Regions from separate parts of the Homo sapiens genome. Here region 1 is linked to region 2. A link is a loop called in an ENCODE intact Hi-C map of the cell type or tissue named here. Cell type or tissue: GM12878. All regions are shown on one strand. Links, peaks and the distances in the headings refer to the core of each region. The heading gives the core; the rest is flanking DNA.

Evidence for each region. Hi-C counts contacts between places; a loop is a spot of excess contacts. Peaks named below come from ENCODE experiments on the same cell type or tissue, not always from the same donor. Only the 100,000 strongest peaks of a DNase experiment are listed, where the experiment ranks them.
Region 1: a loop joins it to region 2, with 2.9 times the contacts of the local background. A loop is called at or near these places in 5 of 110 quality-filtered maps.

The regions. Positions count from the first base shown.
Region 1 is chr11:106,232,504-106,236,914 of GRCh38, reverse strand. No RefSeq gene overlaps it. Among named protein-coding and RNA genes, the nearest start is that of LINC02719, 100 kb to the right of the region's middle. In GM12878, for the core only: no CTCF peak of the experiment used is centred there; DNase peaks (open chromatin) are centred at 1,844 and 3,367.
Region 2 is chr11:107,041,881-107,046,291 of GRCh38, reverse strand. No RefSeq gene overlaps it. Among named protein-coding and RNA genes, the nearest start is that of GUCY1A2, 26 kb to the right of the region's middle. In GM12878, for the core only: no CTCF peak of the experiment used is centred there; a DNase peak (open chromatin) is centred at 2,461.

The sequences.
Region 1 (4,411 bases), core at 104-4,103, 810 kb after region 2:
CCTGGAAGGAAGGAAACCCAACTTTCCTTACTACCAGATGCGCTTAGTCTATATGTGATACTTGAAATTACAGGCCGGGTGCGGTGGCTCATGCCTGTAATCCCAGCATTTTGGGAGGCCAAGGCAGGTGGATCACGAGGTCATGAGATCAAGACCATCGTGGCCAACATGGTGAAACCTCATCTCTACTATAATACAAAAAATTAGCTGGGTGTGTTGATGGGCATCTGTAATCACAGCTATTTGGGAGGCTGAGGTAGAAGAATTGCTTGAACCCAGGCGGCAGAAGTTGCAGTGAGTCAAGATTGCGCCACTGCACTCCAGCCTGGCAACAGAGCAAGACTCCATCTAAAAAAAAAAAAAAAAAAAAACACCCAGAAATTACCAGGGCCACCTTGCCACCATAAGGCATGACATCACCAGCATGCTAAGGATGACAGAACAGAAAGATAAAAAGCCCTTGGGTGCTTGATAACAGAGTTGTCACCAAATTAACTCCAGGACTCTGCCTCTCAAAGTATACAATGTGACATGAAAGCTTTTCCTCATTTTTAAGCCACTTTTAGTTGAACTGTTCTTATTTATGGCCACTGTCATAACTTATGTAGTCTCTTAAAATGGTTACATAAAGTATCAAAACAAAAGCCCAAAACACTGAAAGCTATCCCATTAAATTTGGAAGAAACAAAAGGATAACTGCTATTTAATACTATTTAACATCGTTTTGCAAGAATTAGTCAATGGGAATAGAAAATTATCCTTATTTGCAGTTGAGTAGACAACTGGAAAATTCAAAATTCTGATATATAAAACTATTAGAAAAAAATGAGTGTTAATGTATTCAACTGAATAAAAATATATGTAAATAATAAGTAATTAGGCAATCATCTAAGATAAAATTATATTTACATCAATAAAAACAACAAACAAAATTCCTAGAAATAAAGTCAAAAATGTCCTATTGATACAAAGCTATCAAGCTGCAATAGAAGATTATATTAATGAAATACATGCTTCTTGTTCTTTGTTTGGAAGTTCAATTCTGTATAAATGTTATATAGTCTTATTCAAAACACCAAAAGAATTTTTTAAATGATAAAATTACTCTAAAGTTTAGCTGAAAGAATAAACACAAAAATATCTAAAGAAATTTTGGAAGAGTGATGAAGGAAAGTTTGCCCTGTTTCATATAAAGACAGGTGCTAATGCTACAGTTGAAAGTGTGGTGAAGAAACCAAAACTGACATATAATTGATACACAAAAAAGTTCATAATTAGACCAAAATATTTATGGAAAATGAGTACAAAATAAATTTGCCATCTGGGTAGAGGTGGACAAATCAATAAAAGACGTGGCCATACGGTGCACCTTTTTGGGGATACAGGGAACCTGAATTCATACGTTAGCACATAAAAACATGTCCTAATGAACCATAAATTTAAATGTAAATATTGAAAATACTATTTCCAATTTAAGATCCTAATGTTAATTTATAACACCTAAGCCTTCTTAAAGCAAAGAAAGCAAGAATCATTGTTCCCAAACTAGAGCAGTTATTCTAAAAGCCACTATGCTTTCTGGAAGAACAGAGAGACAGAATTCACTGTGGTGAGTTGGGGTGAATGCTGACTGGCTCAGAGGACCAGGAGTAAAACTAGACCAAGTGCTTGGAGTACAGGCAAGGCCTCCCAAACTGTGCCCAGATGGCAAAGATGGTACCAACTGGGTGAAGCCAGGTCAAGCGAATTACCACCCAGCAATGAAAGAATGTGAGCCAAGTTCAAGGAAATCACCTGTCCTTAAAAACTTACACTTTTTAAGGGTCAGAAACCTCAAGTTAGAAACTTACCCAAGCTTAGTTGAAGTCACGCCCCATGTGTTAAATGCTAAGCCCTCCTGAGACCATTTCTGGGTTCTTGGACATGTGCTGAAGAAACCTTTCTGTGAAGATAAACTACAAATAACAATCACTGAGCACCTGTGAAAAAAAGTAGCACAGGAAAAAGCAAATAACGAACTCAGAACACAGAAGCACTTAAACTAAATAGGGAAACTCTAAAGCAGACCACAAAATAAGTATTTTTAACATTCTCTGAATTAATGAAAAGGAACAGGGAAACAAGACAGAAGGCGAATGAAAAAAGAAGTGATAATGAAATAATAAATGAGTGGTTATTTTAAAACAATCAATTCAAAATCTTAGAAATGCATAATATTTTAACAGAAGTTTAAGCATCAATAATAGGACACATATTCAATAAAATGCTATTGACAAATTCATGACTTGACAGGCCAAATTGAGGCAATCATCCCATAAAGTAGTACAAAGAAAGAAAGATATTTTTTACATGGGAGGTGAGATGCTAACAAATATAAGTGCATAAGACCAAATGTTCCAAATAAAAATAAGATTTTCAGAAGAACAAAATAGAATAGTGAATGAGCAATATTTAAAGAAAAAGACTGGTAATTCCCCACTATTGAAGAAGCACTATTCCTAAATATTGAAAATGATTTGGACCACTAAGAAGAATAAGTTTTCAAAACTTATACAGAGATCAATTATGGTAAACCTTGAAAATGATGAGGAATTCTAAAAACAACTAAAGAGTAAGAACAGATTATCTACAATGAAGATAATCATATTATTAGCTTTATCATCCTCATTAGATGTCAAGACAATTGACAAATATGTCTTCAAAATTATGAGAACAAAATAACGCACAACGTTAAATTCTACACCCATTTAATGATCATTCAAGACTGAGGAGTAAAGATATTTCAAAACTCTGAAGGATCAAAAAGTTTACCTTCCACAAACCTCAGTGAAAGAACTACAAAAGGTTATACTCAACAAGAAAAATAAACTTAGAAGGACATAGTGCAATGCAAGATTAAAATAAAAGCTTTATAATCTATGGCTAAATAGATAACAACAATGAATAAAAACAATTTTCACAGGTGTAATAACAAGTTGGCATATAATTTTCAGAAATCAATTATATAGGAACTTTAGAGAACTAACCCAAAGAGAAGTGAAAGTAACCTAAAGATTTTATCTTGTTCAGAAGAAAAATGATAAACTTTGGACATTGCTGAGAAACATTTTTAGAATACCCACTAATAAAAATTAAAATAAAACATGTAATTTCCAAATCATTAAAAAAGGAAAATAAAGCAAATAATTTATTTAAAAACTCACCAATCTAACAGAAATCAGGAAAGACACAATAAAAGAGAAAGAAGTATCACTGTAGAGCAGAAAAGAAGATGGCAGAAGGCCAAGTATGTTATTAGATACAATGTATTTCAAGGTGTTAAATACATCTTTTGAAAGAAATTATTCTTCATAGGAATTTTTAAAAAACAAACACCAAAACAAAATGATAGCAAAACAGTTGACATTGAGGAGATGGGAACAGTAAACTAGAAATTACCAACTAGAATATCATGGTTTCGAGTTTTCATAATGAAAAATTTTCAACTACCTTTTTGAAACTGAAAATCCAAGCAAGTAAAATATAGATATAGGTAATGAATAAGCACAAACTACTACATAGAACTCTGCACCCAACAGTGAATGTACATTCTTTTCAAGCAAACAAGGGCCATTTATAAATATTGACCAAGTACTAAATTTGAAAGGAAATCTCAATAAATCATAAAAAATTGGTATCATGCAAACAGTATTCTCTGATCACAATATCAGGAAATTATAAATAAACCTCAAAAAGATAACTCTTCTCCAAATCCTATACATTTACCAAGCAGAAAATATACTGCTATGTACAGTAAGTCATAGATTTATAAAGGAAATCAAAATAGAAAACTACAAAAGATTTAGAACAGGATGACAACAAGTTAGTACATATCAAATGCTGTGGGACATAGCTAAAGTTGTACTTAACAGCCTTAAAGATACTCATTAGAAAGCACATAAGACTGAAAATGAACAAGCCAAGTTTCTCATTCAATAAGCAAGAAAATATTTACATGCAGAGAAAATAAAAAGAAACATCTAATGAAGATGAAAGCAAAAAACAAAAAAAGAATTAAAAACAAAACAAAGCAATGGAGGTGATCAACAAAACCAAACACTGGCTCTTTAAAAAGCCAAATAAATACAAATGTCTTGTAAAATTAGTTGAGGAAAAAAGTAAGGCACAAATAAACAATTTAAAGCATGGAAAAATAGAAAATAACTACAGGTAAAGTAGAACTTTTTAAAACCTTTTAAAAATACTGTAAACAAGTTAATAAATACTAAAAATGTACCAAAAGGTTATTTTCTAGGAAAAATAATTGCTACAATCAGTTTACAAAGTTTAAAAATCTGACTAGGCCAATAACCATCTTAAAAATGCAAATCATATTCAGAGATTCTCCCCCTAAAGAAAAGGTACCAAGCTC
Region 2 (4,411 bases), core at 84-4,083:
GCTTGGTTTATAAAGCTCATTTTGCTTATGTAATAAACAATGGTCTTATGTAAAAGGCTCAGGACAGGATTTGGCACACAGTAGGCATTCAGTAAATGGTAGCTGTTATGATTATTATGTTGGATAGGTTTAAAGCTGTTAAACAACGGTCTATACTTATTTGTGATTGCTAGCACTAGCACGACGAACCTCACACATCATCTTAGTCTCATTTTTTCTTAAAGATTTCTTATAAAATAAGTACAGATCCTGCAACTTGTCTCTGATGTAAATCTGCTGCTTGGTACTACTCACAGCCTCTCTAGGCTCACCTCACTTCCACTGTCGTCACTTCTAGGCATTTCTGTTGGGTGATCTTTCTCTACTCCTAATGGAGGAGCCTGGTTTTCATCGTCAGTGGTCATCATGAACCCTGAAAAACCATGCATGTATTAAGTGTTAACTTTAAAGTATTTCTGTACAAAACAATTTGAGACAAAGTGACCTCATCCCAAACAATCCTCCTACACAATTTGGTAACCTCATGTTTTCCTAATTGAAAAAGTTTAGCTCTTAGACCCTCCCTTGTGTCTCCCCAACTTTATAAACATTTCTGACCAGAAGGATCATGATTCTCTCTACATTTTTTTTTTGATACAGAGTCTCACTCTGTCACCCAGGTTGGTGTACAGTGGCGCTATCTCAGCTCACTGTGACCTTTGCCTCCTGGGTTCAAGCGATTCTCCTGCCTCAGCCACCTAAGTAGCTGGGATTACTGGCATGTGCCACCACACTCGGTTAATTTTTGTATTTCTAGTAGAGACAGGATTTCGTCATGTTGGCCAGGCTGGTCTCGAACTGGCCTCAAGTGATCCTCCCACATTGGCCTCCCAAATTGCTGAAATTACAGGTGTGAGCCACTGCACCTGGCCCAGTTCCCTCTACTTCTGGAAATAATTGTAATCATATATTTGAGAATGATATTGTTCCCATGATGGAATAATATATAGGGTTCCTCATCTGGGACAACTGTATGTAGAGTGGGTAGATACGGGGTCTTGAGTGTAGATCAATTGAGCCTGGTGGGATTCAGATGTATTTGGAGTATCATATGAATTAGTGGAGCACATAACTCAGAGTTAAGTCTTTGATGGGTTTATTTATATGGGCATAAGGGGCCTATCAGGCAGAATTTTCTATAGGAGCACTTGGGGATGGCATGGTAGGGAGGTCACAGTGGAATCTATTCTTTTGCCTGCCATGTCTGGCCTCGTGATCAGACTCTCTGGGGAGAAAGCTTCAGGCTGGTGCTACAGGAGCTCTCGTAACAAAGGTATTTGTGAAACACTGGGATTTAAGTCATGGTTCAGCCTAGATGGGCAGCATTGGTGTGTAGCTCCACAGAACTGGTGAACACAAGAATGAACAAACACATTTTGGGCACTTTCCTGAGGGCTGAGGTATTGCCAGAGTTGGTTGGGGCAATAGCTACTAGAATTTGCCTTATTATTATTATTATTATTATTGATGTGCTTTCATGTAGAAGCAGACAGGTGGATGAGGCCTGAGAACAATCAGGAATGAGTCAAGTGTTTCCTTGATTCTACTTTCCTGTCAGCTTTAAGATGATTCACTTATTTAATAACAGCTCTTTTGCGGGGAGTAGGGAGGAGCAAAGCAACACAGATACACATGATGTCTACACCAATTTTAAGATACCTTCTGATTACAGAAACTTTAAAAAATGGAGGAAATTATGCTTCTTAGAACCAAGAAAATATGGTATATAATATCTGGTTTTGTGGCATATTTTACTGATATCAACTCAACTGCATCACTTTCCAACAATAGCTTTGGAGTCAAAGAGAATGGAGTTTGTATTCTGGCTCTTCAATAGCTGTAAGCTACTTAATTTATTTATGCTTCCTGCATCTCAGTTTCCTCTTTGGTAAACTGAGACAATAATGATTAAATAATCATCATAAAAATAATTCTTGTAAAGTACTTAGCATACTGACTGGCAGACTGTAAGTGCTCAAAAATGGTAGTTACTGTTATTTTATTTTCTGTGCAGTAGAAATGTAAAGTTTTACTAAATACCAAATCACTGTTTAAAAGGAACATTGGCAATCTGGAAAAGGGTATCCAGACTACTGAAAGATCTATCAACCAAATCATACAAATAATTGCTTTAAAAAAGTGGGAATAATTTGCTGTGCACAAAGCAGGAAGTGGGGGTGGAAAAGGGAAAAGACACAATTATTAGCTGTGAATGTGAAGGGCTGTCATGTATGTAAATTAGGGAATAGATTTTTGTGTGTGTGGAAATTTTGATATTTAAAAGATAGTCATTCTTGTACATTAGCAACCAGGCAGTTTTAACATATGCTGAACTTTTCACATTCTTCCTCAGACCACACTCCGTTGACTCAGACTCGGTAACTGTTGCTTCTGACCACACATGCCAATTCTCATTGTTCTTGTTGGTTTTAAGCTTTGATCTGGAGACAGCAATAGTAAGACTGTGAGGTCAGTCTTAGAAATTAGAAATAGTCACAAGATGAGTATGATTTGGCTTCTTGGTTGTTTTAGTGGCTTTGAAAAAGCCTCTAATTTGGGCCTTTTATGTAGTGATGATGTGGGAGAAGCTGGATATCTCGTGGGAAGAAAAAACTGAATAGTGGCTGAGATGATCTTAGTTTTTGTTCTCCTTTAATATCTCTATTACAAGCTCCTTATCTCTAGAAAGAAATGAATAAATACAGTGTTGGAACCTCATATAAAAGAGCTATTTTCAGCTAGGTCATATCAGTTTGACTCCATGCTTGAGTTTGTGGCAGTAAAAGAACAAGGCCTAGAGTTCATAGGATGAGTATTGTGATACCAAGATTGCTGGTGTATCTAACATAGCCTTCAAAGTAGTGTTATCACTTTTGATTAACTACAACCACTGAATCTTATTCTTCACATGCAAACCATGGGCCTGGTAGTGCCTAAAGATGCTCTGCGGTGGAGTTCTTATTTAGCCTGTCTCCTTAGTAAAGCTGAACCAAATGTGACATTAATAAAGTGGTCTGTGTGAACTGACAGAAGAGTACTTCATTTCTTAATAGTTGTTTTATATCTCCCTTGATCGCATTACTGACTTTGTTTAACTAGTAAGTTGGTATTTAGTTGTTGCATTTCTGTGATGGGAGCAGGTGCTGGTTTAAGCAGCTTCCAGAAAAAAAGGCAGGCACAAAGACAAATGAGAAGCATTACCAACATCAGGCCAGTGACTAGGAAGCTTCATTGTAATGCACTGCACTGCTCCCGTGTTCTTGGCCAAGGGAGTTTCATTGCTGTAGGCAAGTAGCTAGATCTGTCTGTTGTCAGTCACGTTGATCTGTCACGTTTGCTAGGATGTACAGATGCATAATGTGGACAAGGAGCTGAGGATGATTTTGTATGTGCCAGATGGGATTGTGTGATATGATCTCCCCTGACTGTGGGAACGACTGGCTTAGAATGTTCTTGAGCTGCAAAAAATATCTCCTCATTACTGTGTACAATTAATTACATGCCATCAGCTTACTGTTTGCTATAAATAGGCACAGATTTATCTTCATTTACATTTTAGAAGGCTTACTCTCTTCCCAACAAAACAGCATTTTTCGTAGGAATGTATGCTGGAGGGAAATGTAGGTGCTGTCTTTCTATGGGAGATGTGGCAAAACCCCAGCAGAACTCTGATATTTTAAATTATAAAATAATTTATAAATAAAAAATATATAAATGATATTTTGTATTATTTAAAATAATATATATAAATATATATTATAAAATATTATATTTTTATATTATAATTTTAATTTTATAAATTTAATATTATAATATTAAAATTTTAAAATATAAAAAATAAATAAAATATAAATAAATAATATATAAATAAAATATAAATAAAAATCTGATATCTTAATTATAAAATATTTCTGTTCTTTTAATCATTAAGAATGTCTTTTATTTTTTATCTCCGTCAAACGTACCATGTTTTGAAAAATTGTCCTCTATCAAACCACCTGTATTAAATAAAATGTACTCCCAATTTAATAACAGCAGCCATAATTCAGAAGTTCTGATCAATTGAAACATTATAGCTAGGAGAGAAAAAAATGGTTTTAGACCTTTGTTCACTTTTTTGAGATGTAAGTGTGATTTCCACTAGTCATTCTTTAAAAAAGATGAAAGACAGCTCTACAGTTTTATTAATGCTTTCGCAGACCAATAGGAATTCGGGCACCTTTGAATTACCAATGTCCTAGCATCATGTAGCTATTATATTATTATGATTATTAATTATTGCAATTATAAATTTTATACAAATTTTTCCTGTATTATTTTATTTGCCTCATAAGAATAATCCCTTCAGATAGCTATTTGGTTCCTATAATAT